Linked DNA regions of Mus musculus: region 1 is linked to region 2. Evidence: chromatin loops called from intact Hi-C (ENCODE). Cell type or tissue: heart. All regions are shown on one strand. Links, peaks and the distances in the headings refer to the core of each region. The heading gives the core; the rest is flanking DNA.

Region 1 (16,045 bases), core at 4,154-12,153, 53 kb before region 2:
TATGAGTCCCGGCACCCACATGGCAGCCCACTACCATCTACAGCTCCATTTTCAGGGTTCTGACTCCTCCTCTAACTTCCATGGGCTCCTGAACACATGTGGCACACACACACACACATACACACACACACACACACACACACACACACACACACACACACACACACACGCACCATAATAGATAGAACATTGCCACATTTCCAGCTTTATGAATTAAAACAAAAGAGGAAAAGAAAAAAAAAATCCACGTAAAATAAACGTGCTGTGCTGGCTAAGTGAGCACATAGAAAATGCTGAGATTCATATGCCCCTGTAGAGGGCAATATTTCTCCTTGCCTAAAGTGGTCTCACTTTTATAAACATACCCACAAGGCAAAGCAGTTCCACCCAAAGAGAACAGAAAAACAAAACAAAACGTCTGGATTGGGTGTTGATAGCAAATGGCGACTGGAGAGGAGACATCCTTGGTACTCGAATTTATTATTTAGAACTTAGCGGCTGACACCAGCCAGGGCTTTCACGTTAAGAAGGAGACGGAATGAGCTGGTCACAGTTCCCACCAACTCTCCGTGTGACACCAGATGTGTGCATCAGAACACTGACAAGCAGAGGACTCTCAAGTGTCCCTAAGGCTTCCACTTAGTTGGTTCTTATTGCTGATAAAGCCTACTCAAGATTCTCTGTCTGTCCATCCATTTGTTCAGACCTGGTGCTGCACTTCTGACCTTGTACTTCAGCTTTACGGTCTCCACGGTCATGTCTATTGCTTCTATATCTCAGGTCATCTCAAAGGCCTCTCTTAACTCTATGACCCTACAGTTTGTCCTGTATGCTTCCAGTGGCCTCCTACCTAATCACTAACTACTGCAGTAGCTCTGAATATCTATCAGTGCCTGTCTCTATCTCCAGTAAAGTATTTCTGAGCTCTGTTAAGGTCTCTTTAATTCTTTGGCAGTCATTTACTATCTATCTATCTATCTATCTATCTATCTATCTATCTATCTATCTATCTACTTATCTGTATCTATCATCTATGTATCTATGGATTTATCTATCTACTATTTATATCTACTTATTTATATATCATTTACTATATTTATATATCATCTACTATATATCTACTTATTTATATATCATCTATCTATATATCTATGTATCTGTGTATCTATCTGTGGGGCAACAGGCTATGCACAGACAGCCTGGTCTCTAGTTGTGCTTAGGTCTTGAACCCTGATGGGACTCGGTGGGTGGTAGTTTCCACCTACATGGACAGAAGGCATTTGATCATGTCTCCTGGACCCCTGGCTCCTGTCGAAGTTATCGCCCCGATAGCCCCCACAGGAGAGGCTATCAGTCACATAGGAGCAGCACCAAGCCTTCCCACATGCAAATAAGGTTTCCCCCAAACTCTCAGTCCAAGCCAATGAGAGGTACCTGCTGTCGAACCCTGAATCACCCCCAGAACTGTATATAAATCCATCCAGGGAATTAAAGGCACATGGGAACTATTCCTTCGTCTGAGTCTTTTGTTCCAAGAGCTGTAACACTTGGGAAGAGATCTCTCCTGAAGAGCCACCTGAGGTCCCACTGCACTCCTCACTGAATTGTCAGCTTCTTGTTGGCCCAGCCTGACCCTACTCAGTTCAGAGCAGCTCGGAGTTACAGAGCAACCTGGAAGGCTCGGAGAGACTTCGTCTCCCTGCCTGCATTTGCTTCCCTTCACTGGAACCCTCGCACCAGGCCTGGGTAGAGATCTCCATGGAAAACCTCTGGTACCCAGGCCCACATCTATCTATCTACTTATTTGAATATATCATCTATCTATGTATCTATATATCTATGTACCTATTTATCATCTATTTACTTATCTGTATCTATCAGCTATGTATCTATGTATCTATCTATCTACTATTTATATCATCTATCTATGTATCTTTCTACTTATTTATATATCATCTATCTATATAGTTATGTATCTATCTACTTATTTGTATATATCATCTATCTATATATGTATGTATCTATGCATCTATCTATCATCTATGTTTCTATGTATCTATCATCTATGTATAGACAAAGCTACTGTGTGGTGTGTAATGTATGTTTTTGAGAGTTAATTAATATTAGTAGTTAATATTGGACTAGAAGTAGTCTGGAGAGATGTTCATACCTGGTGCAACATCTTGCCTTCATGGCCCTCTGACATTTATGGCCTCCTTTTTGACTTCCATAGTCCAGTATCTTGGCCCTATAGTCTCTATATGAATTCCTCCAGGGAGACATGTCTAATCCTTAATAACTTTCATCCACAGCTTAGTGGTTAAGAGCACTTGCTGCTTTTCCAGAGGACCTGAGTTCAGAACCCAGAACCCATAGGACAACTTACCACCACATATTACTCCAGCTCCAGGGGATCTGACATCTTTCTCTGGCCATTCTGGATACTACACTCCCATGCAAACACATACACACACACATTTTTCCCCCAAAAAGATTAGAATAAAAAGAAACCCATGTTTGCCAATGGCTAACTTTAAAGAGAACTGGGAGTACTTGCCAATCACAGCCAACACAACTAATGTTACTTGTGAATTGTTTGCTATTCAGTAACTCCCAACACTGGAGAAGGATACACCCATTTCTGGCATGGCATGTCTACAGCGCTGGGCATGATGCTTCATCCGTTTTCCCCTTGAAATAGCAAAATAAAGGGAGACAAATTCTTGCAGAGAAACTCTCCGTGGGAAAAGATGGTCACGTGGAAGGGGAAATGGGGCCAGCTTATGATGAACTACAATCAACTACTCTTCTGAGGCCATGCTAATGAATTTCTCCAGGGAGGTATGCTCAAGCACTTAATGGCTTTCATACAGAAACCCATTTGTGAGTCCACAAAAAGATTATTATTTCCCACAACTGCCCCCTCCTTTCCCACTGAGCCAGAAGATAATGCCACAAGACAAAAACCCAGGAATAAAAAGTAGGAATAGAATTTATACCAAAAGATTCTTAATAAGTTTAAAATTCTAGGCAAGACAGCAAAGAGGAGACTCTAATGACTTTCTTGTTCATGAGTGTTAGAGATCCCTACACTGGAGGGGTCCTTGGAAGCTACCCCAGCCAGTGCATTCTTGTCTTATGGAAGAGAGAAGGTTCAGTCCTTGTTGGAAGAGAAATTTGTAGGGCAGGAATCAGGTGAGAACTGGTGGAAACACTAGGTGATCAGAATTCAGCTCTTTAAATGCCACCTACTTGATTCACTTCCTAAAAGACCCACAGGGAGCTTTCTCCTCCTCCTCCTCCTCCTCCTCCTCCTCCTCCTCCTCCTCCTCCTCTTCTTCTTCTTCCTCTTCTTCTTCTTCTTCTTCTTCTTCTTCTTCTTCTTCTTCTTCTTCTTCTTCTTCTTCTTCTTCTTCTTCTTCTTCTTCTCCTTCGCCTTCGCCTTCGCCTTCGCCTTCGCCTTCGCCTTCGCCTTCGCCTTCGCCTTCGCCTTCGCCTTCTCCTTCTCCTTCTCCTTCTCCTCTCCTCCTCCTCCTCCTCCTCCTCCTCCTCCTCCTCCTCTTCTTCTTCTTCCTCTTCTTCTTCTTCTTCTCCTTCTCCTTCTCCTTCTCCTTCTCCTTCTCCTCCTCCTTCTCCTCCTCCTCCTCCTCCTCCTCCTCCTCCTCCTCCTCTTCTTCTTCTTCTTCTTCTTCTTCTTCTTCTTCTTCTTCTTCTTCTTCTTCTTCTTCTTCTTCTTCTTCTTTTCTTCTTCTTCTTCTTCTTCTTCTTCTTCTTCTTCTTCTTCTTTTCTTCTTCTTCTTCTTCTTCTTCTTCTTCTTCTTCTTCTTCTTCTTCTTCTTCTTCTTCTTCTCCTTCTCCTTCTCCTTCTCCTTCTCCTTCTCCTTCTCCTTCCCCTTCTCCTCCTCTTCTCCTCCTCTTCCTCCTCCTCCTCCTCCTCCTCCTCCTCCTCCTCCTCCTCCTCTTCTTCTTCTTCTTCTTCTTCTTCTTCTTCTTCTTCTTCTTCTCCTCCTCCTCCTCCTCCTCCTCCTCCTTCTTTCTCCTTCTCCTCCTCCTCCTCCTCCTCCTTCTTTCTCCTTCTCCTCCTTCTCCTCCTCCTCCTCCTCCTCCTCCTCCCCCTTCTTCTAGATTTTCTAGATTTACCATCTTTCCTGCAGCCTGAGTAGTGGTCACTGACAGAGGATAAATGGTGAACTACAGATGGGTCCTCAGCATCTCATGAACCTGTTGGGACAGCAGTGTGTTCTCTGCGTTCGCTATGGAACTATTTCCCATGCATCGGTTTCTGTGCTAAGACCTGTCTCTGGGACATGGTCCTAATCAACAATGAAAATCTCTTAAGACGTTTTGTGAGCAAAGTTTTCTATATTGTGGTCCACAGGGCAGATGCTTTTTAGGCATCTCTACAAAAATATTCTTTGGCTATTGAAGCTTAAAAGATTGTGTGTGTGTGTGTGTGTGTGTGTGTGTGTGTGTGTGTGTGTATACCAGAGGTCAACCTTAGCTGTTGTCTTCAGGAGCCCTTGTTTTTTGTCTTTTGTTTTTTTGGGTCAGGGTCTCTTACTGGTCTGTCTGTCTCCCTTGGATTGTAATTATACATCACCAATAACGCTATATTTTTGTTTTATTTTGGATGTGGTTTCTGAGACAAACCAGGCCTTCTTGTTAGGATGGCAGAAATGACTAAGGCATTCCTGAAGAGGTGTGTGTGTATTCCTGGACTCATGGACTCCTGATTGAAAATCCACGGTCGGAGCAGAGTGGTCTCTGTGGATGAGCCTCCTGGTTCTCATTTTCTCCACGGACATTTTTAATATTGTAGGATAGACAACAGTAACTTCTGTTGGAAGCGGATGCAATGTTTGTAGTGTCCTTAGCTGTTTGCTGTTTTCTTCTCTTCCTGTTACAGAGTTAGGGTATGGGCCAGTCTTAGGACAAGGAGTTACAGAGGATATTTCAAAATGCATACCAGAGCCTGGGGTATGGAAGGGACTGTGCCTCTTAGAGTCCATGTCAACAAGTACAAGGAGCACACGAGGATTCACCTTCTTCCTCCGTCTTGTTGAGGAACTTTCTGGAACGGAAGGTTCATCTGGATTCTTTGGGTAGAGGAAGAAACACATACTCATGTGCATCATTAGCCTAGGTCCGTCCTGCTTTGCCTCTGTCTTACCTGGATACTGAGTTAGGTTATGAAGTAGGCTGAAGGACAGGTGTTGTGGGGAACACCTTTCATCCCAGCATGTGGTAGTGGTAGGTTGATCTCTACCTGGCTCTCTGTGAGTTCAAGGCCAGTCTGGTCTAAGCTGTGAGTGAGAGCCAGGTCATCAGCCAGAGTGTCTCAAAAGGCATTTATGCTTGGGGTGGGGGGTGGATGGGACTGTGGAGGGTGTGTGTGTGTGTGTGTGTGTGTGTGTGTAGGGGCATCAGAGAAACAGGTTAAGAAATCAATTCATCTTCTCTTTGAGGGGATAAAAGAGGATGCACAAAGGCATCTGCTGGTTCGTGTGTAATGCGGATGTGTCCCCAGGTTTCACAAGTTGGATACTTGGTTTCCGACACAGCAACACTGAGATGCTGACCCTCTGGGCTGTCTTAGAAATTCGACTTTGTTATGCTAAGCCCTCTGCGGAATGCTAGCCCAGGATCTTGTGTGACGCCCTTGGCCATGCTCTGATGTAACAGGAAGACCCTCACTAGATGCTGGGTAGGTGCTATAGCTATGATCTTGGACTTCCCAGACTGCAGAGCTGGGGCTTAAATAAGCCTGCATGCTGTAGAGGTATTTGGTTATCAGAAAATAAGACAGAAGGTTTCTGCACTCTAAACGTTATAACAGGCCTCTAGACCTTAGACACCCACCCGCCCCAGACCTTACTTAGTACAACTGACGCCATGTTGGAAGCCCATTCAGGCCCTGGAAACTAGCGAGAGACAAAGGCTAAGTCAACAGTTCCAGGATGCAGCCGGGGAAATCTCTCAATGTGCTAACCTTGCTTTTCAGTTTCGGTTGTTCCGCTCCTTGCTAACCGTTCTTGTTAACGGAAGTGTGTCACCTCAGAATATGTTTTGTTGTTTGTTTGTTTTGTACTGAGAGGCTCAGGTAAGGTACGGCTTGCGGCTGAATGGCTTGGGTATGTTTTCTGTGCAGCCAGCTGGCTATAAAGACTTTCTATTTGGCTCTAAGAGTCCGTGTGTTCTCTGACGGAGTTACCTCACAACAACTTGAGAGGTCACATGAGAGAATTCTTCTAAAGTGAATCGTTTGCATTTGTTCTTTTGAAAATCTTAAAGTTGATTTATCTTATGTGTATGAGTGTTTCCATTTATGTGTCTCTGTGAATTACACAAATGCTAGGGGCTTGTGGAGGTCAGAAGAGGATGTTAGACTCCCTTGATCTGGAACTAGGGACGGCTGTAAGTCACCATAGGAGTACTAGGAAGTGAACTTAGGTTCTCTGCTAGAGCAACGAGTGCTTTTAACCACGGCACCATCTTTCCACACTCCACCTTCCAATTTGCATATATTCTTGATCAACCTGCCTTTATAATGAGTAGACTAGAGATTTCAGTTCCTGGGTCTCAGGTCTCACATCTCCCACTGTCCCCTGCCTCCAAGTCACAGGAGTCATTTTAAGTGTGTTCAGACAATTAAAAGAAAATGACTGATGTGTCCAGTAACATTGGCAGCTGAGGGTCTTTTGCAAGAGTCTTCTTCCTAGAGGTTGAGCCTATATCTGAGCTAGACCAGCAGAAGCTCTTCAGAAGAAACACAGTGATTATTAAAGGGAACCGTCCCTGGTTAGATCTGAATGCAGTTCAAGCTGCTACTTCCCAAGAAACCAGGATCAAATACTGGGGAGACACATTTTTGGTCCACCTTCATCAGGAGCAAATTCATGCCATAGCTCTGCTAAAAATAAGAAGCCCATCAGAGCCGGGCGGTGGTGACTTACACCTTTAATCCCAGCACTTGGGAGGCAGAGGCAGGCGGAATTCTGAGTTCGAGATCAGCCTGGTCTACAGAGTGAGTTCCAGGACAGCCAGGTCTACACAGAGAAACCCTGTCTCAAAAAAAAAAAAAAAATAAAAATAAAAAAAAGAAAGAAATCCATCAGAATATTTTCCAGATTCGACCAGAAGATGGCGCAATCTGAAAACTAATTTACGCATCTCCACAAAACAAGGTTTTTTTCCCCGCACTAGGGTCTCACAGAACCAAGTATTACAAAACACAGTTTTAAAATGCTTATTATATATCCTAATATCCTAAATATCATGATAATTCTTTGCATTCCTTGGTGGGGAGTATTTCTATGAAAAGGTTTTTTGGGGGAATGATACAAATAAGGCAAGCCCCCCCCCAATCTTTGCACATTCTGGAATTTTAGAACATGTTCCCAGATTCCTATAGGGAAGGGTACATGAACAAAGGACTCCTCTGTGGCTGTAAATAAGAAGCTGGGTTGGGGCTGGGAGGAGGAGCGCGCTCTAGAAAGAACCGATTTCATGGCCGGAGCTCTGTGACCTTTTCCTGCTGCCCCAGAGGGACAGAAGCTTCCTGACTGCTACAATCCAACCATTTGGTTTTTCTTACTCTCATGGAATTTAAGAGTTGGATGGGACTCTTGAGAACATTTGGTCCAAGCCTTCTCCCGGCACGGAAGTCGTTCTCATTATCTCCCTGGCCACAGCAAGAAACAACATCTGTCCGAACCTCACCACAGCCATCCCATTTCCGTGCGGCTCTGGGGGGCGGGGTAGCCTCGGAAAGACGGGGTGGGGGGGGAGAGGGGGCTAGCCTCTTCCGCTGTACTGATAATGATAATACTTCACGAATGTGGTACGTACACACTTCCTCATTGAAAACCAACATTCCTCTAAGGGATGGGGTACGTTGTGGGTCACACAATAAGCAAACCAGATTGCATAACTCCCTCTCCTGAATTCCACAGCCAGCATCTGAGGAGGGTACTATTGTTTCCTTGTGTGAGAATGAGGGACTTGGTGCTCAGAGAGATTAAGTCGCCTGCCATCAGAAAACTCGGCACATAAAGAGTAATCGGTGATGGTCGTCACCAGAGGCTTGCCATGAAGGGTCTAACCCGAAGTTCATGCCTTCAACTCTGCTATTCATGCATCTCTGTGTGACAAAGGGCCACCAGAGCCCTCACTGGGTACATCTACCTCACTGAGGCACCTAGCTCATTCTCCCACGGCTGCTCAGCAATGTGTCTAAGCTCTCTACCTTCTGATTCACGAGAACCCTCCAGGTATCACATACTAAGATCGTGCCTATCACTAGCCCTATCTTTCTAACTGTCCTCTAGAGAGATGAGGCCCGGGGACATGGTTCAATGGGTAAAATACTCGCCTCAGAATCATGAGGATCTGATTTTGATCTCCACAACCCAGACAAGAAGCCAGGCTCTGTGGCTGTGATCCTAGTTCCGGGGAGACAAAGACAAGGCAGATATCCCTGGAATCCATAGTCCAACCAATGTAGGAGAATTGGTGAGAGACCCTGCCTTGAACATTAAGGTGGAGAGTGGCTGAGGGAGACACTTGGCATTGACCTCTGGCCTCCATATGTACAAGTGTACATGAGTGCATACGAATGCACAAATGCAACTATAGCTGTCAATCATCTACCTTACTGCCCCTTGTAAATCACTAACCCCCATGGAGTCCTGTTTTCCTAGTCTGTAGGCCTCATTGTACGGTGTTGTAATCTTCTGTAACTCACTGGACATCTGCCTTCCCCATTAGACTCTGTGAGGGCCAGAGTTACTTTGTTGTTATCATTTCCCTGGGGCCTCATCCAGTTCCCTGAATGGCGCAGCTGTTCAGTTGATAACATAGCCAGTCTACCGATGGGAATAATCAGACCTTCATTCCTCCTACACAAGATAATTGTGAGAAACAAAGAAGGGGTCTGCTCATGAAAAGCACCGTGTTCTGTTAAAACCAAGCAACCAACCAACCAAGCAACCAAGCAAGCAACCAAGCAACCAACCAACCAACCAACCAACCAACCAACCGAACAAACAAAACAACACCAACAAAAACCAGTTCTGCCATCACTGGTAACAAACAAACTACATGTTAGGCTGATTAAGAAACCAGCTTCTCTCCTGGCTAAAAGCCCCAAATGGTCTCATTCATGCCTCTTGGCAGCCTTGGTGGAAGCCAAAGATGGTGGAAGCCAAAGATGACACAAGTATTTGGGAGGCTCTGCTCTGATTCCCAAGTGATTTTAGTGTTAACACCTTCACAGGGTCAATATTAGGATAGCGGTAAAGGCCTGCTGAGAGAAAATCTCCTCTGGTCAGGAGACTGCAGTCTCTGGCCTGGCTGGAGACCTACCATGCTGGTTGGATGGGACCAATCACCTATTCAAGAGACCACCTCTAGGAAGAGGGGCAGCACAGGCAGGCAGGCATCCTTAATCCAGGCTAAGGAAGTAGGCAGAATAATTAATCCTCTAATGAGTTACTGTACCTCTTCTTCTTTGAATCCCTGACCTTAGCCCAGGAACTTTATTGAACTGCATCTATGTAGATCTGAAGATCTACTTGATTTTGTGAAGTACACGGAAAAGCCCGAGTTCCCCTTTTCTTCTTCCTCTTTTTGCAAGCATGCTTTCTTTGACACCTGGGGCTTCCCTAACACTTTGCTCACTTCTCTCCTAAAGACTCCTCCTTTCTCTTCTAACCTCTTTATCTTCCGTCAAGGGGCTGCTTGTCCACCCTGGGGCTGACCCCCCAGGCCAGCTTGAATGGCATAGCTCCCCCCCCCCCCATCCCCTTCTCTCTTTTTCTCCTCCGGGCAGTTGCTAAGATTTATAGCTGAAGATTTAGAGCCTGTTCTAGGTGGTTTTGTTTTACATACTAATAAAATTGTCCTGTAGGCTTTTAAAACTAAAAAATAATGAGGCTGAGATGGCTCAGGGGTTAAGAGCAGTGACTGCTCTTCCAGAGATCCTGAGTTCAATTCCCAGCAACCACATGGCGGCTCACAACCATCTGTAATGGGATCCAATGCCCCATTTGGTGTGTCTGAAGACAGCAACAACGTACTCATATACATAAAATACATAAATAAATAAGTCTTAAAAATAAATAAACATAATAAAATTACATTATTCATTTGTATGGGAGGCAAAACTCTAATCATTTATTCATTAAATTATCCGGTTGTTCTTTCACCCCCTATCTGTGCTCATATAGTATGTTTTAGTTAAGTTTTTATTTATTTTGTGGGGGCAGGCCATGTGTGTCCCAGATCACAAAGAGGTCAGAGGACAGTGTGCAGGAGTGAGGTCTCTCTCCACCCTGTGGATGCTGGAGAGCCCACTGAGGTCTTTGTCCTTGGCTGCTAGTTGCTTTTTTCCCATTGGACAGTGTCACCGACCCTACACTTCAGCCTGGGGGTGCAGCTCAGCTCTAGGGTTCTTTTCTAGTGTGCACACAGTCCTGGGTTAACAAAGAGAACAAAAACATGCTTTCGCTTCTGAGTTCAGCAAATGGTTCTCCTCCGCCACATACGCGCTTTTCCCTTGATCCCAGTCCTGGCACTTCTTCTGTTGTTCCAGCGACATGTGTTGGACTTCTGCTAATGCTCTATGTCTAACACGCGAGGAACCAGCTGAGCTTCTTCTTGCATTGCTTAGATGCATCATCCATATGTTTAGGTTTCCTCCTTTTCTAGAACTAGTCTGTTGGTGGAATCGGCTGTTAGAGCCATTTTAGACACAGAATGGTATTGACACGTTTTTATTTGCCTGTATCCACGGAGGAGGCAATAGAAAGCATGGGTTAAAGTGATTTAATCCCACCATGAAAGGTTAATTGTGGCTGAAAGTACTTCACCCTAGTCTGGGGCATGGTAGACTAAAGGGATCCTAAAAAACCAATGTCTCGTGAAAAATTGGTACTAGGAATGGTATGCATTTTTCTTTTCCATAAGAAGTCTCAAAGTAGGACAAATCCTGTTTTACTTTCTAATAATTATCACAAATGTATTTCTGGAAACTTTATCTTGTTAGATTCTCCACAGATGATGTTTGATATGTGCACCTGTGGGAAATTAAACACACACACACTCACAGAGAGAGACACATATACACACACACTCACAGAGAGAGACACATATACACACATACACACACACTCACAGAGAGAGACACGTATACACAGACACACACATATGCACACAGGCACACAGACACACTCACAGAGAGGCACACGTATACATAGACACACACTTATACACACACAGGCACACACACACACACACTCACAGAGAGACACACATATACACAGACACACACACTTACACACACACAGGTACACACACATTCACATTGAGTCACACATACACAGGCACACACACACTCACAGAGACACACATATACACACACACACACTTACACACACACAGGCACACACACACTCACACAGAGACACACATACACACACAGGCACACACACACACACACACACACACACACTCACACACATACACACACACATGCACACACACTCACACAGACACACACAGGCACAGATACACACAGAGACACACATACACACAAAGGCATATACACACTCACAGAGAGACACACATGTATATACACAGACACACACACTTACACACAGGCACACACACATTCACATAGAGACACACATACACAGGCACACACACACTCACAGAGAGACATACATATATACAGACACACACACACTCACACACACACACACTTACACACAGGCACACACACATTCACATAGAGACACACATACACAGGCACACACACACTCACAGAGAGACACACATATATACAGACACACACACACACTCACACACACACAGGCACACACACACATGCACACATACTCACACAGACACACACACACTTACACAGGCACACACACACACAGGCACAGACACACACAGGCACACATACTCACACACACACACACACACACACACACACACACACACTTACACAGGCACACACTCACATGCACACACACTCACACACACTCACTTACACAGGCGCACACACACACAGAGGCACAGACACACATACACCCAAGCTCACAGTGGTTTTCCTGCTTCTCTCTTCTGAGTTCTGTGACTACAGTCATGAGTGAGCCCCTACTCTAGGCTCAGTTTCCAAATTATACCTAAGTTTAAAATCTCCTATTCACCATGCTGCCAAGTGTGGCACACATAGCATGAGTTTCCATAGGGTCTGTTAGAAACCAACCCTAGCACTGTCTTGTTGCTCTTCCTTCCTAGACATCGTTGTTGCCAAAAGAAAATAAACAAGAGAGGTTAAAAGTCTCACCTCTTCCTGTAATTTGAGCTCGACAGAGATGTAGATATTAAATGAAACCCCAGAATTTGACAATAGTTCATAGGGGTCAATGTTAAGCCCTGAACCTAGGCCAGTGGATTTTTTTTTTTTTTTTGGTGGTTGTTTATTTATTTATTTTGTTAGCTAGCCATCTGAAGCACATCTGAAGAAGTTCCATTCTTTCCTGGCCAAGGAAAAGAATTTTCCTTCAAGACTGGCTGACACAGTCAAGGCAGAGTCTTCTTTGGGGAGAGCCAGCTGGGTGACAGGAAGCACTTTTTCCATCCTAGACTTTGGCCTTCAGCACCGTGACCACCCAAGGCTCAAGCATCAGGGATCCTACTCTCTGCAAAACCCATGACTGTGCTCAGAGGAAAATCAGGGCTCCCTTTCCATCTGGCACCATCTGCGTCTTTGCTGTAGATCTCAGTTGCCCAACACTGCTCTCCCTGTGAGGGACCAGGGCAGGCTACTGAAGCAGCATCATTTTGAAGACCGTGCATTCTCAGGAGACTCCCAGTTTCCTTGGATCATGACTTCCCTTTTTGTTGTGGCCTTAGGGTCACAGATTCTATCTCTGGGTTCTAAGAAGGCATATTCTACCTAGAGAATCTTCCTTCTCTTTTTCTGTCTTCTTCCTCTTCTTCCTCCTCCTCTTTCTCCCCCTCCTTGCCCTCCTCTCCCATCTTCTTTTTTTCTGTACTGGGCTTGGCTCCAAGGCCCTGTGCATGGCAGACAAGTACTCTGCCAACAGCGCTACATCTCCAGCCTACTTTCTTCTTGACATTCATCCCTGGCTGGTTCTGGATCTCCCAGTTCCTAAGTCACAGTCACGCATGTCCTAAAAGTGTCCCGATTGGGTATAGCATGACCTCACACATATTGTCCCTCAATGGAGGTTATCCTCTAGAGCTCTTTAAAACCTAATCCCCAGTAGTGAGCAGTCTGATAATCAATATGAATCATATCAGCTCTTGGACAATGATCTTGTCCTGGCTCTTACCCTGGAGTGTGAGACGTGTAGTTAGCTCTTATGGTGATAAAACATGAAAGTATGGCACATGGAGTCTGGGCCAGACTGACTTCTGTTCCCATTCCTACATCTGCTGTTCAATGTTAAGTGACCCCCTAAGTTATTCTGTTTCTTTAGTGTGACTGAAATACACACACACACACACACACACACACACACGTATATATATATATATATACACACATATATAGCTTAGTCTTAATCCACATTTCCTACATACATTCTCTCACATAGATTCAAAGTCTATAGATCACTCTAAATTCAATATTTGTTGCCTTAGCAACCATTATGATGATTGGTTTACCTACAGTTTCACTTAGCTTCCATCTCCAGCTAGCTATTTTACATTTTTTATTTATTTATTTAATTTATTTATTATTATTCATAAGTATACTGTAGCTGACTTGAGACACACCAGAAGAGGGTGTCAGGTCTCATTATGTGTGGTTGTGAGCCACCATGTGGTTGCTGGAACTTGAACTCAGGACCTTCAGAAGAGCAGTCAGTGCTCTTACCCACTGAGCCATCTCTCCAGCCCCTATTTATTTATTTATTTATTTATTTATTTATTTATTTATTTATTATTTTTACTTATCCACCTTATATCATGCTCACTGCCCCCTCCCAGTTATTCTCTCTCACAATCCTTCCCCCATCCCCCTTCTCCTCTGAGCAGGTGGGAGCTCCTCTGAGAATCCCCTGACCCTGTTACTTTAAGTCTCTAGTGAGGCTAAACAAACCCTCACTCATTGAGGCCAGACAAGAAAATCCAGCTAGAATACATCTCACATATAGACAATAGCTTTTGGGATAAACCCTATTCCAGCTGTTCAGGACCCACATGAAGACCCAGCTGCACATCTGCTACCTACGTGCAGGGAGGCCTAGGTCCAGCCTGTGTATGTTCTTTGGTTGGTGGTTCAGTTTCTAAGAGCCCCAAAGGTCCAGGTTAGTTGACTCGGTTGGTCTTCCTGTGAAGTTCCTATGGGGGCCCACAATCCTTTCTCCTGTTCTTCCATAAGTGTCTCCAAGCTCCATCCACTGTTTGGGTGGGTGTCTGTATCTTTTTGAGTCAGCTGCTAGGCGGAGCATCTCAGAGGACAGCCATGCTAGACTCCTGGGACAGCAACCCACCCATAAAACTTTTGACCCAAAATTCATCCTGTCTACAAGAAATGCAGGGTCAAGGGATGGAGACTGAGGGAATGGCCAACTGTGATGGTTTGTATATGTTCGACCCAGGGAGTGGCACTATTAGAAGGTGTGGCCCTGTTGGAGTAGGTGTGGCCTTGTTGGAGTAGGTGTGTTACTGTGGGTGTGAGCTTTAAGACCCTCAGCCTAGGTGTCTGGAAGCCCGTATTCTGCTAACAGCCTTCAGATGAAGATATAGAATTCTTGGCTCTGTCTGTACCATTCCTGCCTAGATGCTGCCATACGTCTGCCTTGATGATAATGGACTGAACCTCTGAACCTGTAAGCCAGCCCCAATTAAACGTTGTCCTTACAAGAGTTGCCTTGGTCATGGTGTCTGTTCACAACAGTAAAACCCTAAGACAGAAGTTGGTACCAGGGACTGGGGTATTGCTGTGATAGGCCTAACCATGCTTTTGTTTTGAAAAAATGTGAATTTGAGGACTTTGGACTTGGAAAGCGGTGGATTGCTTTAAGCGGGGCTTAATGGGCTGTCCTAGTGGGAATAAGGAAGACTTTGTTTCTGAGGGAGACTTGAACTGTGGAAGCCTGTTTCTAGAGGTTTCAGAGGAGAAGAATTTTAGCATGTGGCTGAGAGACTGTTTCTGTGATATTTTGGTGAAGAATGTGGCTGCTTTTTGCCAGTGTCCAAAGAATCTGCTTGAGGCTAAGGTGAAGAGACTCAGCTTAATTTCACTGACAAATGAAGTCTCAGAAACTCCCAGCATAGACTTTGTTCTCTGGTTAAGTCTTATGAAGAGCATTTTAAACAAGCATATCAAGCTAATAAAGGAAAAATATAAAATACATGGTTGGAGTATTAAAAGGGCACCAGGAAGTGGAATGGAGCTGAATCCTGTGTTCAAGGATGTTAAATTGAATTAAGGGAGTAGTAACATTGCAGCAAGATCCCACCCAGCTAAATTTAGGTCCAGGCATGGTAGTACAAGCCTTTAATCCCAGAAGGCAAAGACAAGCAGATCTTTGAGTTCAAAGTCAGTCTACAGAGCAAGTTCCAGGACAGCCAAACTTAGGCAATGAAGGAATTAGAAAACAGAGAGCTGGTGAGAATGTAATAGAACAAGGGGACCATGTTCGAGCTCCAGCAAGCAGCAGAACTTGGCAGCTTTGGCCACATGGCTCTGGCTTTAGAATACAGAATAAAAGGGACTACTGGGACAATTGATGCTGGTTAGCTGGAGCTAAGAAATTAGCAGTGATTAAGAAGAGACCAACATCGCTTAGATAAAATCTTCTAGGAAGTGTTTTCTGAGAGCAGGAAGAAGCTGTGTTCTAGAGATAGTCAAGGTTGTACCTCATGCTACAGCTGTACTTGGTAATGTGGAAGAGTCACCCAGGTGGTACTGGTTTTGAAGGCATGAAGGGGTCATGTAGAGCAGCTAAGGCTTGGCATTATGAGAGGCCATGGAAGGCCATTGGTGAAGGTGCAGCCTCAGTTG
Region 2 (16,045 bases), core at 3,641-11,640:
ACTCAGGACCTCTGGAAGAGCAGTCGGTGCTCTTAATCGCTGAGCCATCTCTCCAGCCCCACACAAGCTTTTCTTAAACAGAACACAATTCTTTGAGTATGGTAATTGAGCAGTATATACATTTTAAGCCTTCGTAAATGGCAGGACTAGGCTGTCCACTATGAAAACCAAATGCTTTTTTTTTGCACCTCCCTGGGAAAACCTGGGTAAAGCAGAGATACTCAGCTATGATGCTCCTGCTTGGGCCTTTCAACCTAGGGAAGATAATTGCTAAAAGGAAAGAAGAGACAAGTGTATTGTGGTAGTACTGACCAACCATACTGAGATTCGGTAGCTGCATCCAATGCTTTGGGCATCCATAATCTTGTGGTAGTGGTGATGTTGTTGTGATCCTGAGAGAGATCGTCTGCTAGGGCAGCTACAATTTTCTACCACCTCACTTTTGGTTCTTGAGACTAATTCTTTAGCTTTTCTAGAATTTTTGTGAAAACCCCACACACCTTTACACCAAACCTTTTAACATCAGCTAGATTGACGTCTCTCATTTCTATTGAGATGTTTAAAGTGCCTAGAAAGCAGTCACTAGATGCATTGGCTTGGGAGTGGAATGACTCTTGAGTTGCTGGTGGTGGCACAAACTTATGTATGTGAAAATTCATGAGTTATTTTCACATACATATGTACTGTCTCATCTCATCAGAAAGCTGGAAGAGAGAAAAGCATAACTGGGTAGCTGACTTTGAGCCAGGTCCTTTTATTAGACATGTCACTATTTTGATTGAAGATCAGCTAGGGAGACAGAGAGGTGATGCACCCATTGTTCCTTGCTTGTGCCCCCCACCCCCACTAGGAAATGTTCAGTTTAAATAGTCCTGTGCCTGTGCCTTTAGTGTGGGTACATTTCCACACTGCATGCTGCTCCAGTTTCTTTCCATGACTGCCTTGTTCTGTATGTCTGTATTGGGCACATGTTTTATGGTACATGCCCATCACTACTCTACTGTCTTGGTTAGGGTTTTACTGCTGTGAATAGACACCATGACCAAGGCAGCTCTTATGACGACAACATTTCATTGGGGCTGGCTTACAGGTTCAGAGGTTCAGTCCATGATCATCAAGGTGGGAGCATGGTAGCATCCAGGCAGGCAATGGTGCAGGAGGAGCTGAGAGTTCAACATCTTGTTCTGAAGGCAAACAGGAGAAAACTGGCATCCTGAAGCAACTAGGAGGAAACTCTCAAAGTCCACCCCCACAGTGACACACTTCCTCCAACAAGACCACACCTCCAAATAGTGCCATTCCCTTGGCCAAGCACATTTAAACCATCACATCAACCTTTAGCTTTTGATATGAATGTAACTGGTTTTATAAGTAATTCTTTTCCTTGGCTCCAAATGCCCCTGAACCATGTGAGAACCATGGTTGAGCGACATTGAGTCACTGGATATACTGAACGCACCAAGACTGAGATAGACTCCTTACAGATCTCCCCAGAATTTTTTTTTTTACTGTGGAAATCACACAACAATTTAGGCAGAGGTTATATTGCAGACACTTCAGGCATGCAAGGCCTTCTCCAGCTGCTGCATGACCCAGGTGAGAGCCAAGGAAGGACTCTTTTCTCACATCTCTCCTCAGCTTTCAAATTTTGTCTTTCTGTCATGGCGTGTCCCGCACATACAAAGGTCTGTAGACAGGAGTTTCAGTCACCTTTGCTCTAAGAATGGGATGTCTGACAGAAAAAAAAAAATCAGGGAGGACGTCTTCAAAGAGAGCCTGTAGGTTCCAGATTCTGCTTACGTAAGTGGACAGAAGATAGTTCAGAAACCTCTCTGTAAGCTTGGGAGCAAGTACTAAAAACATGAGCCTATGGAGGCCATTCCAGAGTCAAACATAATCACAGTCTTGGGTGGAAACGATTATACTTTCTTGATCTTTGGCATCTCAGTGTCTAGACAATTTCTATTAAACTTCAACCTAGTTTGCTTACTGGTCAGCTGACTCTCTGACTTCCAGTGGCAGAGCTGTGGGTCTTTGCTCCTAGCTCCAAACTGAGTGCATTAGCTCTTTCCCTAGGTAAGACACACAGAAGGCTCTGCAGGTGTTATGAGGGAAGAGATGAGGACACCTCAGACAGGAACACCAAGCGCTTGCCATTGTTCCTCCACAGAAACCATTGTTATCAAGAAAATGGTTCTGATTGGATGTTTTTTTTTCAGGTCTTTCCATTAGCACCTCAGGGTGGTCCCTCTTTATCCATTGAACATTACATCAGTTTTGAATGAAATGTTTAATGGATAAAGTTTTGCACTGGTCTCTGAGAAGGGAATTATCTGACCTCATGTTGCTTTTTGCTGGAAGCTGTTTTCATGATTGTTCTGGGAAAATTTAGCAGATGAATTCAAGGTTCTCATGTACATTTCTATTTTTTTTAACAGAAAAATTAAGTTTTTCTTGAAACAATGCCAGCATTCGAGAGTTATTTTCTTACACATCTACACAGAAAACAACAACCCCCCATATCTTCATTTCCTCTCCGTGGGATATTCCGCACACATGCATCTTTCTGTCCCAGAGGTCTTCAGCAGCTGCAGCCATTTCAAGTGTCCATTGATTGTGAAATGTGTCTGGACAGATGAGGTCAATCCCTCAGAGATACAGCTGTAGCCCCTTCTGATGGCAAGAAATTTTAGCATTTTCTTCTAAAAATAATTTGTGGAAATTGAGATGGAATATAACTTTCTATGTGCCTAATTTTTTATCCACCACTAACCTCCTCTCATTATGTGATTTCCACGTCAGTAGATTTTTTTTCTATATTTTTAGCCTTGTCTAGATAGCAGAGTTGTATTTTTATTATTGAGTGTAAGCTAGCTTCATTCCTTTACTGCAGAAGAAGAAGGAACAAATGAGAATGTTAGGGAACTGGAAATATGGCTCAACCAGTAAGATGCCTGTTGTACAAACACAAGGATCTAAGCTGAGATATGCAGTACCCATTTCAAGCCTATGAAAAAGCCTGGGATGGTTGTGTTCATCTGGAATCCCAGCACCAAGGAGCAGAGATCATTGGTCAACAGCCCTAGTTGAACCAATGCACTCTAGAATAAATGAAGAACAAATCTCAAAAAATAAGTCAAGAATGATCAAGGGAGAACCCCAGAAGCCTTGGACATCCACCTGCACTCCACATGCACAGACCGACATGAAGACACGCCCATTTCACACACATGGGCACATACATGAAACACAGGGACACACAAACCAGAATGTTATGCTATAATCCTATAATTTTCTCTTACAAATACTTGCATGTTTAATTTAATAGGCATAATTTTTTTTTCCATAGCGGGCAACAAACAGCTACTGAGTAACTCCCATGCTTCCTGCACCTGCTCCTCACAAACATTCCAAGAGAACAAACAACGTGAGAAAAGCAAACAAACCCTTTGACCTCAATTTCTCAGTCTTAAAAACCAAGGTACAATGATAAATGTTAAATGATCAAAGTACTCTTGTCCTGCCATTGACATTATGGGAAATGTTTAATAAAGTATGCATACATTTGAGACACTTTAGTCTATCAGTTTCGTATCAGGTAGTTTTAATGAGACTAGCCCTTCGAGATCCATATGTTTGAATACTTGGGTCTCCAGTTGGTGGAACTGTTTTAGAAGGACCAGGAAGTATGGCCTTGGTGGTTGGAGGTGTGTCACTGGGAGTGGGCTTTGCAGTTTCAAAAGCATCATGCCATTCCCAATGTGCTCTCTGCTTCCTGTTTGTGGGTCTAATACGAGCTATCAGCTGCTGTTCCCTAGCCATACCTGACTTCCTGCTGTCATGCTTCATGACATCCATAAGCAACTATAACCACCAAACCCTTCCTTCTATACATTGTTTTGCTCGTGATGCTTTATTACAGCAATAGAAAAGTAACTAAGACAGAACCCAAGTGGAGGGGGGATGACAGAGCTCCAGCCTCTGTTGAGATATTGGCTTGGTTATATTTTAATATATTGACAAAATTAGCCGCTCTGAGATAAAGTTTGTAATAGAACTTAATACCACTCAAATCCCAGATCCAATATAGATATATTAACAGGGCTGAAAGTGCCTCCCTCTGCCTACTCAAGAGACTTATTAGGCTACTATTATTGGTAATTATTTCAACCAAAATTAAGAAAGCAGCACAAGATGGAGCACTGGTCAGTTTCTTGCTCCTAAGTTTCTGGAATATACAACTGAATTACTGTGATGCCACAGTTAGAGCCAGCTGACAACTAGATACACCTTGAGATACTTGAGAAGAGAGAATTCAACTGAAAAAATTTCCAGGACAGATTGGCCTTTGATAAAGTCTGTAATCAATTTTCTTAATTTCTAGTTAATAGAGGGTCCCACCCACTGTGGGCAATACCATTCCTAGGCAGGCGAGCATGGGCTATAGAAGACTTGTGTGTGTTTCTTGGGGGTGGTAGAAGCCAGCAAGCAGCATTTCTCCATTGTCTCTGCTTTAGTACCAGCCTCCAAGTTCCTACACTGAATTTCTCTATTGACATTACCAGCTGATAGATGATAATCTGTAAGGTGCAATAAATCACTTTATCCTCAAGTTGTTTTTGAACAGTGCTTTCTCATAGCAACAGAAAAGCTAAGCATGATAGAAATTGGTACCAGAGAATAGGGTCCTGCTATGATGGAACTTGGCACTGGGTTTGGGGGGAAGGATTCTAGAGCTTTGGACTGGAAAAACCACTGTGTATTTGTAGCTTAAGGTCATTCTCTGGGAACCTGGAGGATAGGAATGAAGTCCTGATTTGTGAAATTTCAGAGGGAAATTTGAGAGTCCCATCAAGGCTCTTTGTTTGACATATTTGAACTAATAGTCTTTGGAAATGAAACCTCCTGGGCTTTACTTGAACAAAGGATGCAGCCCAGCCAGGGTTCAAAGTTCAGCTGTGGTGACCCGTCCAGCAGGTCCAGTTATTTGAGGGTCTTGAGGGCACCTTCTCCTAATAACCAAATAGGGGGGTAGAGAGAGATGAGGGTCTTGTGCGAATAACGACACGGAAACCGTTCTGGATTGCATCAAGACCCCAAATGTATTAGCCAGGCCCGAGGTTTAAATGCACAAGCAAAAGGGGAAGTGCCTTTCAGCAGGAGGAATGGGGCAGAGGAAAAAGAGCAAATGCTTCTCAGCAGGAGGGATGGGGCAGCAGAAATTTTTCTTTTGGCGACTACAAGGGGAAGAAGGAACTTGGTGGTATCAGGGTACATCTTGAGGTCAGGACATCCAGTGCTGACTTAGGGTTGGTACAATCTGTGGTTGTTCTCAGAGCGGTGCGTCCGGTGGCCCGCTTTTGACAACCTTTTCTTCTCGGGGGAGAGGCCCAATTCAGAGATCAGGACAATTGTGTTGTCTTAATAGCTCCCAACACTGTGGTTAGTAATACCAGCACTATTGAGGTACAATCTTCTCAGAAGTGTTTCCTTAAAGTCAACACACAGAAATTGTGGTTCAGAGGGGGCCCAGGCTAGATCATATGCTGCAGCTAAACTTTGTAATACTTAATGTCTTCTGTTAGAACACATCTAGGAAAGGCTAAGTTAAAAAAGTGAGTTTTCTGGAGATGGCCCACCAGTTTGCATGGGTGTGATGGGTGTGTTTTGAGAAGCGGGGTTCTCAGAGACTTCATCCTAGGATTGTTTCTTGCTGCTGATGTGCCTTTCCTGCCACTCACTCGTACATAGCTTGATGATTCCTGGGCATCAGCCCACACTATGGGACAGATCTGCAGAATCAATAAAAAATATTTTTTCATGTAGAAATGCTGTGTGGATGAATTGATAATTTTATAGAACTCCTAAATTGATACAAGTAATTTTAAGACTTTTACAGAATATAAGCTGCAAATAGAGCTCTGTAAACCTCCGTGTGTCATGGGTTAAATGCATTGGGGAAAGAAAACAGGCTTGGAACAAATGTACAATACAGGAAAACATTCCTTTTAGGTTGGGAATGAGGCCACCATCTGGTAACTAAAGATCACAAACTGGCAGTGAGCAATTTATTGTAGGAGCAAGGACAGAAAATAAATGGTGGACTAGTTTATCTAGATAAAACTTCTAAATCATAAAACAAAAGGCAGGCAGGATGATCTATCTCTTGACAAAACTGTGCTAACTTATGACATAAAAAATATTGGCAAGATGTGGAAAGGTCAAAGTTTGCTTCAGATGTCAGCCCTGATGAAACCCTGAAGTCACCTAGGAAGAGCAAACCTCGACTCAACAATTATTCACATCAGACTGTTCTGCATCCATGTCTGTGAGACATTTTCTAGATTGTTAATTCACTGATGAGGGCCCAGCCTACTGTGGGAAGTGCCACCCTTAGTCACATAGGTCTGTGTTGTGTAGAGAAGCAAGGGGAGCAGGGCATGAGGAGCAAACCAATCCGCATCATTCCACTGTGGTCTTTGTTTCATTTGTGCCTTCAGGTTCCTGCCTTAGCTCCCCTCTATTAAAGTCTGTAACCTGTAAGGCGAAGTCATCCCCTTTCTCCTTAACTGGACTTGGCCAGCGTTTTACTATAGTGACAGAAAATCAGACTAGGACACATGGTTTAATAGAAATAAAAACCACCAGCACTGTCTTTAATGTCTTGACTGTTAGAAGTAGCTTGCATAAAGCTTTTGGTAGAGAACAAGGCTGTCTTTGTTTTATATTGGGTTTCAATATTTGTCCTAAGTTGCTTCTCTTCACTAGTCTCAGAAGCTCTTATAGCTTACTGGACTCCTCTACTTCCTTTGAATATAATGTCCTGACCTTTCACACGCTGGAGTTCCATCAGGTTTTTTATGATTCGAGTGGTGGAAGATCCACCTCTCCCTTCATTCTCACCCTCTGACACCATCCCTCTCCCTCGTAGACCCCATCTTTCCCTTCTTCTGCTTTCTTTGCCAGCAATCTCTGTCTCTGGGCTCTCTTAAGAGACCTGGGATCCAGGCTCTTGGACCACATTCCATTCTAAATTCCTGTGTTTGAAACATCAGACAGGCAACACAATGCTTCAGAAGTCTGTGTCCACCGATGCAGCAACCCCCACAAGTGTAAATATCTTTACTATTCAAAAGTCCTTATCAGCGAAGCAAAGGAAGAGGTCATTCACAAAGGAACACATGGAGTTTATATCAAGTAGAGGCAGAATGTCATTGCCAGACAGCTGCAACTAAGTGCTTAACAGCTGTGGTTTGGGTTTCACAATAACCAAAAACAAAACCAAAAACAGAACCCCAGTAAAATCTGATGGCTGATGGCCAATAACTGTGGCTGTGGCCATTATACAAAGAGTCAGATGACCTTTGGTTCAGAATGGCACAGATCTGAAGACAAGTCACTCTAGGTATCTCTTTGTTTTCTCCTTCCTTATCCTCTTCCCAGTCTTTCTAGATGATTACCACTTAAATGATTACCTTGTGAGTTACTGGTCTCCACCGCCTCCAAATCACAATAGAATTAAGCTACTTACTGTATTTGAGCTGTTTTCCTAGTTATTGGCTTGCTGCCATTCCATTTGAGGCGGACTTTGCCAGTTTCTTTTGAACCCCAGAAACCCACAGACTGTAACTAGAAGGGCCAGTTAGTCACCACTAAAGAAATGTTTGCAGACTCTTGGTCAAACAGGTCACCTTTGGCCATGTGCCTTGTATTGAAGTAAGAACAATTTATCTTTGATAACCCTCCAGTTGCTTTCCAGTAATTTTGTTCTGCTCTCACCCATAAGCCTCCAATGATTCCTTCAAATTCAAGGATAAATGTCTTTCAGCTCACATTCATAAGACAGGCTAATTCCAAAATGCATCTCCTTATCTTTAAACATTAAAAAGATTTTAAAATTTATTTATTATTTATTGGTGTGTGTGTGTGTATGTATTTGTGCAGATAAAGGGCAGAAAAAGATGTCTGATTCTCTGGAGCTGAAATTAGAGTCACCCAAAGTGGGTGCTAGGAACTGAACTGGAGTTCTCTGGAAAAACGACTAAACCATCTCTCCAGCCCTTCCTTAAAATATTGCAGTGAACACTTCTGTTGATAGCATGCAGCATGGCATTCTATAATGTTATTTTGTTATCTTTTTGCTTCATACCACATAGGTATGATTTCATTTCTGATTGAATTTGGAGCACGTTGGGAAGGGTCTGGGGTTTCTACACCTGCTGCTTTCCAAACCAAATTAGCATGACATTGAAGCTGTTTGGAGCGATGAGAAGATCAATTGTCAGTAGGACCCTGGGTAAGCTCTTTAGCTATTGTATGATTTTGATTAATCTACTGATCTCTGAACATTGACTTACAGAAATAGAGAAGAAGAAATGTCTAGTGTCTGGGATTCTACTGTAACAACATAGTGTGTTAAGGTTTGGTAGGATTGGATGCTCTATTCTAATCATATATCCAGAAAGCTCCCAGCTTGGCATTATATTCCTTGGGATTCCAAATTGCTACATCTTTCTAGATAATGAAAAAGGTCAGTTAGATATGCAAACTTAGTCTCAGGAAAATACAATCACAATATATGTCTTCTTCTTTTATGGTGATATACATGAATGGGGACAGAGGGTTTTATAGGCATATATTTTTCACAACCTATCTTTGTAAGGGTTCAATCTCCCTTCTATCCCATCACCCACCAGAAGTAGTGGAAAAGAAAGGTAATTAGGAGACAGGGGAAGTGGACATGTTTAGAAATAGTTCTTTGGGGGGTGATTCCAATCATTGTTGTTCTCAGTCCAGTTCACTAGACAAACACAAAACACAAATTAGCATCTGCAATCCGGTCCACTTGACAGACACCACACATGAATTGTCAAGGGCAGTTCAGTTCAGAAGAAACCGTGAGGCTCACCAACCAGCCTGATTCTGTGGAAGAGGCAAGAAGACACAGGGATGTCATGAGAAGTTCTTTGGTAAGCTTTTCTCTATTAAGTCATTACAAAGGAAACGCAGCAATGCAATGCAAGGTGAACCAATACATCCATGTTGCCAGCAGACTGTCAAGGTGGAGCAAAGCGAACCAATGCCCCAGCTCCCATTGTCTGTGGGCTCATATTTACATTCTTTCTAAACACCACACATCCTTTCATGTGTCTGCTATAACAAAACATCTTTTCACCCGTGTCTGCTTCAGCAAAGCATTCTTTCACATGTCTGCTTTAGCAAAACAGCCTTTCACCTTTCTGCCCCAGCAAAACGTAATTATAACCTAAGTTTCCAAAGTAACCAGAAATTTCCACTTTACAGTTTAATTATACTTAGCAGACAATATCAAAAGCGTAAATCTAAATGCTAGCATATTTAAACCCTCACAAGTTCATGTTAGCAAATATGCTTGCTTATTTTTAGCAAATATTTAAAAATGATTTTTAAAGAAACTCTTAAATATGTGGTTATTAAGGAAAGAAAGGAAAAAAGATGAAGAACAGACATGAAATGGTAAAATTAACCCGATGTAGTGGTGAATTTCTTTAATCTCAGAACTAGGGAGGCAGAAACAAGTGGATCTCTGTGAATTTGAGGCTAATAGACTGTTCCAGGCTGGCCAGGTCATAATTATATTCATATTCATTCCTTCATTCCTTCATTCTCTCTCCTTTTTATCCCCTTTATCTTTTCCTTCTCTTTCTCTTCCCTTCCTCCCACTCTCTTTCTCTCTCCCATGATGTGTATGTGTGTGATCTTATTTTTTCATCTGCTTGGTCATGTGATTCAAAAGTGCAATCTTTCTGAATCCACATACCAAGTGCATATGGAAGATTAGTTGTCATTTAGGGGTCTTTAATGCCCAGATTTCATGCTATAGTAAAAATACAGCACAACTAACTTCTAATAGCGAATTTTGGCTTTCCAGATTGTATCTTCATCATCAGGTGATCTGTGGATAACTTACCTATGTGGGTACTGGATGATCTGACCAATAGTCTTTCAGTATTCTTAGCTGTAATTGACTCTTCAGAGCAGCAGGCATCCCGAGAGTAAATGTATGGATTTCACATTCTAGATTAGAGAAGCATGCTTAAATGTTTTGTGAAGTGGAAATTTCTAGCTTCTTTGGAGAGTAGGTTGTGCCATGTGATGTTTTCCCGGAAGCTGTCTTATGAGAGGATGTTGTACTGAAGCAGAGGGCATATGCTGTTCTGCTGCAGTGGACTTTTCAGAGGGCGCATGTATAGAAAGGATATAACCCCACAGACATTGAGACAATGCAGCTCTCTTGCATTGGTTTGCCTTCCAACACTCTGCTGCTATCTTTGTTTGTTGTGCTGTGCCTTCATAGAGAAAAAGGCACCAAAGAACTTCTCATGGTATTCTGGCTGCTTCTTTCCACTTCTGTTGACTGGGACCAGTCCCAGCATGTTCTTTCTTGTTGGTTCTCCTTGAGGCAATAGAGGGGGGAAAGGGCAGAGGGTAAGACTTTTGTTTTCCAAGATATGGGATAAGACTTTTGTCTTATGAGATATTTAGGGTTGCTGTATAATAATTGAAAGTTTACTTTTCTAAGTCTAATTTACTGTGCCACTGTAGCTGACCTGCCTTCTGTGTAGGCCTGAAACTACAGTCTCTGGCATTTAGCACCTCATCTTTAAACATCTCTCTCTCTTTTTTTTTCATGCACTTCTTTTTTTTTCAGTTTTTTTAAATTGGGTATTTATTTCATTTACATTTCCAATGCTATCCCAAAAGTCCCCCACACGCTGCCCCACCCACTCCCCTACCCACCCACTCCCACTTCTTGGCCCTGGCGTTCCCCTGTACTGAAGCATATAAAGTTTGCACGACCAATGGGCCTCTCTTTCCACTGATGGCCGACTAGGCCATCTTCTGATACATATGCAGCTAGAGACACGAGGGGTGTCTGGGGGGCACTGGTTAGTTCATATTATTGTTCCACCTATAGGATTGCAGATCCCTTCAGTTCCTTGGGTACTTTCTCTAGCTCCTCCATTGGGGGCCCTGTGATCCATCCAATAGCTGACTGTGAGCATCCACTTCTGTGTTTGCCAGGCCATGGCATAGTCTCACAAGAGACAGCCATATCTGGGTCCTTCAGCAAAATCTTGCTAGTGTATATAATGGTGTCAGCGTTTGGAAGCTGATTATGGGATGGATCCCCGGATATGGCAGTCTCTAGCTGGTCAATCCTTTCATCTCAGCTCCAAACTTTGTCTCTGTATCTCCTTCCATGGGTGTTTTGTTCCTAATTCTATGAAGGGGCAAAGTGTCCACACTTTGGTCTTCGTTCTTCTTGAGTTTAATGCGTTTAGCAAATTGTATCTTATATCTTGGGTATTCTAAATTTCTGGGCTAATATCCACTTATCAGTGAGTACATATTGTGGGAGTTCTTTTGTTATTGGGTTACCTCACTCAGGATGATGCCCTCCAGGTCCATCCATTTGCCTAGGAATTTCATAAATTCATTCTTTTTAATAGCTGAGTAGTACTCCATTGTGTAAATGTACCACATTTTTTTGTATCCATTCCTCTGTTGAGGGACATCTGGGTTCTTTCCAGCTTCTGGCTATTATAAATAAGGCTGCTATGAACATAGTGGAGCATGTGTTCTTCTTACCGGTTGGAACATCTTCTGGATATATGCCCAGGAGAGGTATTTCGGGATCCTCTGGTAGTACTATGTCCAATTTTCTGAGGAACCGCCAGACTGATTTCCAGAGTCATTGTACAAGCTTGCTTCGTTGCAATCCTCTTCTCTCCTCCAGTCCTTCCCCCAGCTCCCCCACTGGGCTCCCTGAGCTCAGTCAGATGGTTGGCTCCAAGCATTCACATCTGCATCAGTCAGTTGCTGGCTGAACCTCCCAAGGAACAGCCATACCAAGTTTCTGTCAGCAAGCACCTCTTGGCAACAGCAACAACATTGTCTAGACAGACAGTGCTCCCAGGGACTAGACCACCAGTCAAAGAGTGTACAGGGAGGAATGCATGGCTCCAGATATATATGTAGCAGAGGATGGCCTTGTCTGAACATGTCTTGTCTATCAATGGGAGGGGAGGCCCTTGATCCTGTGGAGGTTTGATGACCCAGTGTAGGGGGATGCTGGAGCTGTGGTGCAGGAGGGGGTGGGTGGGTGGGTGGGGGAGCACCCTCATAGAGTCAAAGGGGACTGAGGAGAGGGGGCAGATGTGGAATGGGGGGTTCATGGAGGGGTAACTGGAAAGTAGAATATCATTTGAGATGTAAATGAATGGAATGATTAACAAAAAATAAAATAAAAAGAAAATTAAGAACATTAATATGTTGTTTTATTAAAAAAAACAGCAGGAGATTAAATAAAGGATTAATTGCTAGAGCCTTTTCCATTTTTGTCCAGATGCCTCTCACTTGTCAGGCTAGGGGGAAGTTTGGAACAATAGACTTCTATTGAAACATAAAAGATATCACTTGCTGAAGAAAAAAACTTTTACAGAAGCAAATATGCATAAACACACATAGATTCACATACAGATTCATGCATGAATATTTATACATTTCCATTCAAACCAGTTGGGCTTAGTTTGCATACATTCTCACAACTGCATACTTATACACACACATTCATGCTTACATATGCATTTGGAGCAAAAGACTAAACAGCAGTGCAGAAAGAATTCACTCATTCTGGATGAAAAATGAACTCCAATCTTTATTGTATAGCGAACAAAACAGTTTCTACCTTTTGATGCTAAGTGAATTAAACTCAAGTTTGTAAGAAGAGAGCTTGGTTCCTTTTAATAAGACTAAGCCTGGCTTGTTATTAAGAAAAGACCTGTTCTGTCCCATGATAAGGAAAAGCTTGCCTGCCCCTTCTGCTTTCTCTACAGCTTCTTCTTATTCCCTCTTTCCCTCTGAATTCTTCACATTGCTTTCTTAGTTTGTAACCTATGGTTTCTAAGTTATTCCACTGTTCATTCTCCTTATAATTTTGCTCTTTCCTCCTACTCTGATATCACAATAATGCTCTTACTCTCAATGCCCTTTCTCCCAAAGGTGTGCCTTTCTTTACTTCTATGCTCTTTTTGAGTTGAAATCTTTCTATAAAGTTCTTTTGTGTCCTGACTTTAAAAACAAAACAAAACAAAACAAACCCCTCAGTTCTATTCTAAAAATTCTGTTCAGATCTTTCTAAAAAGTCTTCTGTCTAAAAAGTTCTCCTCAGCTCAGTTCTGTCCTCAGCTCAGTTCTGTCCTCAGCTCAGTTCTGTCCTCAGCTCAGTTCTGTCCTCAGCTCAGTTCTGTCTCTTCTCTTTGTCCTCAGCACTTATACATCGTTCAGAATACATGATCACATGGTAAAAAGTTCATTACAAGTTTACACAAAAATTCAAATCATAAACTGAAATAGAAGTTTACAACAGAGAATGTTTACATGCATATCCACTAGGAGTAACTATCTAGCTAAGCATCCATCACCAGTCACAGCTCCTAGCACCTATAATAAATCGTTAGTTCTCTTTTTATGACCTTCGGTTAATTGTTTTACAACCTCTTGGAATGTGCTCTGAGTAGTAGAAAGTCTTTTTACCATCTAAGAGGCAATTAACTGGTGACACGTGGGAGACTGGCAGAGTTCTCATTGCAGTTTTGACTATCAGAAAAGGACCTAATAGCAGTCCCACTATATAAGAGCTTAATAAATACTGATATAATTTTAGAAATTCTTATAGGATCACCATTAAGAATTAAGAAGCCATCTATTTGTCTACATAGCATCAGTACAAGACAGTACATCTTTGTAGATCTGCAGAGATCTGCTCAAAAGGGTGGACTAATACCTAGCGATGGTCATATGTATATAATAATAATAATAATAATAATAATAATAATAATAATAGGAAAAGCATATTAATAGCAGGAATCTTTCCTAAAACGACTTTCTCCTGGGCCTTGCCTATTGAAGTTCCGTCATAAATTTTAATCTAAGGCAGTCATCTCAGGAAGATCACCTGCTAGTTATTAGCTTGTCCTGTGATGGCTCCTGACATTCTGTGGGCTCATACCTATTTGGTGGATCCTCAAGGTTTCTTCTGGATTGAGCCTCCTGCTACTGATTTGTGTTTGGTGTTTGTGATTGCACTGGACAGCTGCTACTGATTCATGTTTGGAACTGCCCCAAAGCACTACTTCCAAATGATATTCACATCCCTCATTTCCTATTAACTTTTCTTCTTTCCTACCTTTGGTTGGTGAGCTAGAAGAGAGGTTGAAGAACTTAAGAACCCTTATTAAAGTTGGTTTTGAAAAATCTAAGCCTACGGTTTTGATACAAAAAATTATCTAAAATATTTTAACTAAGTATATCATACTCAGAAATGGAAATAATTGTATAAAAGTAACTGTTTATTCAACATTCTACAGAACTATGGCTATAAGTGTCCTAAAGGGATGTGGAGAAGGCTAGACAAGGTTCCCTGTGGTCCAGCCTCTATACGGTACTCACCCCTGTTCTCCAATCCCCGAGGAACATCATAGTATTTATAATATAGGTACTAAAATATTTCATAAAAATAGATGTCTTTAAGGAACAACACAGTCTTATGAAGGAAGAGGAGAGATATTTTTGGCTTAAGCCTCTTCCTGTGGGAGGAGCTTCCACTTTATGGAGGAGTCTAATTCTTCTAATTCAAGGCCATCCAGCTCCTGCTCCTTGGAGAGCTCTAGGAAGACCTGGAAAGGATAGATGAGAAAGAGAGATGTCACATGTAGTTGCAAGTGAAGCAGAGTAGCAAATGATATGTCTGCATTTTGTGGGTGGTAAAGTCATTACCAATGACCCACCTGCTCCAGGGTAGACTGAGAGAGGCTGTACTCCTCCAGGTCAAAGGTCTGCTTAACTGTATAAGGAGAAATGCATTTAGGAGCATGCATATTTTCTTATATAGATAGTCTCATAAGCCAACAGCAGACACACATAATTAAAGCGTTAATTGTGTTATGATAAGTCCACTCAGTTAAAATACATTAACACATTTACTTTGACTGGAGGAACACTGCTTGTATTAGGCTTACGTGCTGGGTACTTTTTGGATTCTGGGTTTAAGAGAGAAATGGAAATGAGAAATGTTCTTTTCTTATGCACGAGCCTTTGCACAGCCACATAGGAAGACGCAGATGAAAGCTGCTTGAATTAGGCTGTTTTGGAAGATTCAAGAGGAGGGTGTCTGAGATTTCCTAGGGAGAGAATAGCTACATGCACTCCTTCTAAAAGACACTGAAGAGTCCCACGATTGAACATGGGACCTGCCTTGTCAACCAGAATAGAATATGAAGGGCATGGAAGAGAATTGGAGCCACACCACCACTAGAAACAGTATCCTGTCCCCCTCCACCCAATCCCCCCAACCCTGCCCCACAGTAAATAACACAATCTCCAATCTCAGGGTTGACAATGTAATCAAATATCCTGCAACAGTTTCTCTTCCCTTTGTCTCTTTCCCCTCTCCTTCCTTCCCCTCCCCTTTTCCTCTTCTCTTCTCCTCCTCCTCCCCTCCTCCTCCCCTCCCCTCCCCTCCCCTCCTCCTCCCCTCCCCTCCCCTCCCCTCCCCTCCTCCCCTGCCCTCCCCTCCCCTCCCCTCCCCTCCCCTGCCCTCCCCTCCCCTCCCCTCCCCTCCCCTGCCCTCCCCTCTCCTATCCTCTTTTCTCCTCTTCTTTTCTTTTCTGACAGTGTTTCACTTTGTAACTTTGGCTGGGCTGGAACATGCAGTAATCCTCCTGCTTAGAATAATTTTCTCCTCATTGTCTTACTTTCTGAGACCTGGCTCTCACTCTTACCTTTCTCTAACTTGAAGAAAGCTTGGGATAAAGGCTGTACAGCTTCCACTGGTAATTTGTAAGCCATCAGAGAAGAGTACCTAGGAACAGAGGGAGAACACATCAGCTAGGACTAAACTCATTACAACCTCACTACTCAACTGTTGTTATTTTTAATCAGGACTAAGAGTTGTTAACAACATATCTACTCTCTAGTTGGCTATCAAAAGAACAAGATTTAC

The links. Hi-C counts contacts between places; a loop is a spot of excess contacts. Peaks named below come from ENCODE experiments on the same cell type or tissue, not always from the same donor. Only the 100,000 strongest peaks of a DNase experiment are listed, where the experiment ranks them.
Region 1: it touches region 2 in a loop (13-fold over the local background); 4 of 42 quality-filtered maps call a loop at or near these places.

What each region holds. Positions count from the first base shown.
Region 1 is chr11:109,866,411-109,882,455 of GRCm38, forward strand. No RefSeq gene overlaps it. Among named protein-coding and RNA genes, the nearest start is that of 1700023C21Rik, 29 kb to the left of the region's middle. In heart, for the core only: a CTCF peak has its summit at 7,155 (motif pointing right); DNase peaks (open chromatin) are centred at 6,951, 7,621, 8,811, 9,221 and 2 weaker places; H3K27ac peaks cover 300 bases; H3K27me3 peaks cover 356 bases.
Region 2 is chr11:109,919,892-109,935,936 of GRCm38, forward strand. Gm39444 (a long non-coding RNA gene) reads right to left here and starts at 10,697. Exons shown (of 2, transcript XR_880288.2): 1 at 9,950-10,697; 2 at 7,914-8,922. It overlaps Abca8b (ATP-binding cassette, sub-family A (ABC1), member 8b), which reads right to left. Exons shown (of 39, transcript NM_013851.3): 37 at 15,825-15,904; 38 at 14,832-14,887; 39 at 12,315-14,720. The coding sequence ends at 14,619. In heart, for the core only: no CTCF peak of the experiment used is centred there; a DNase peak (open chromatin) is centred at 7,220.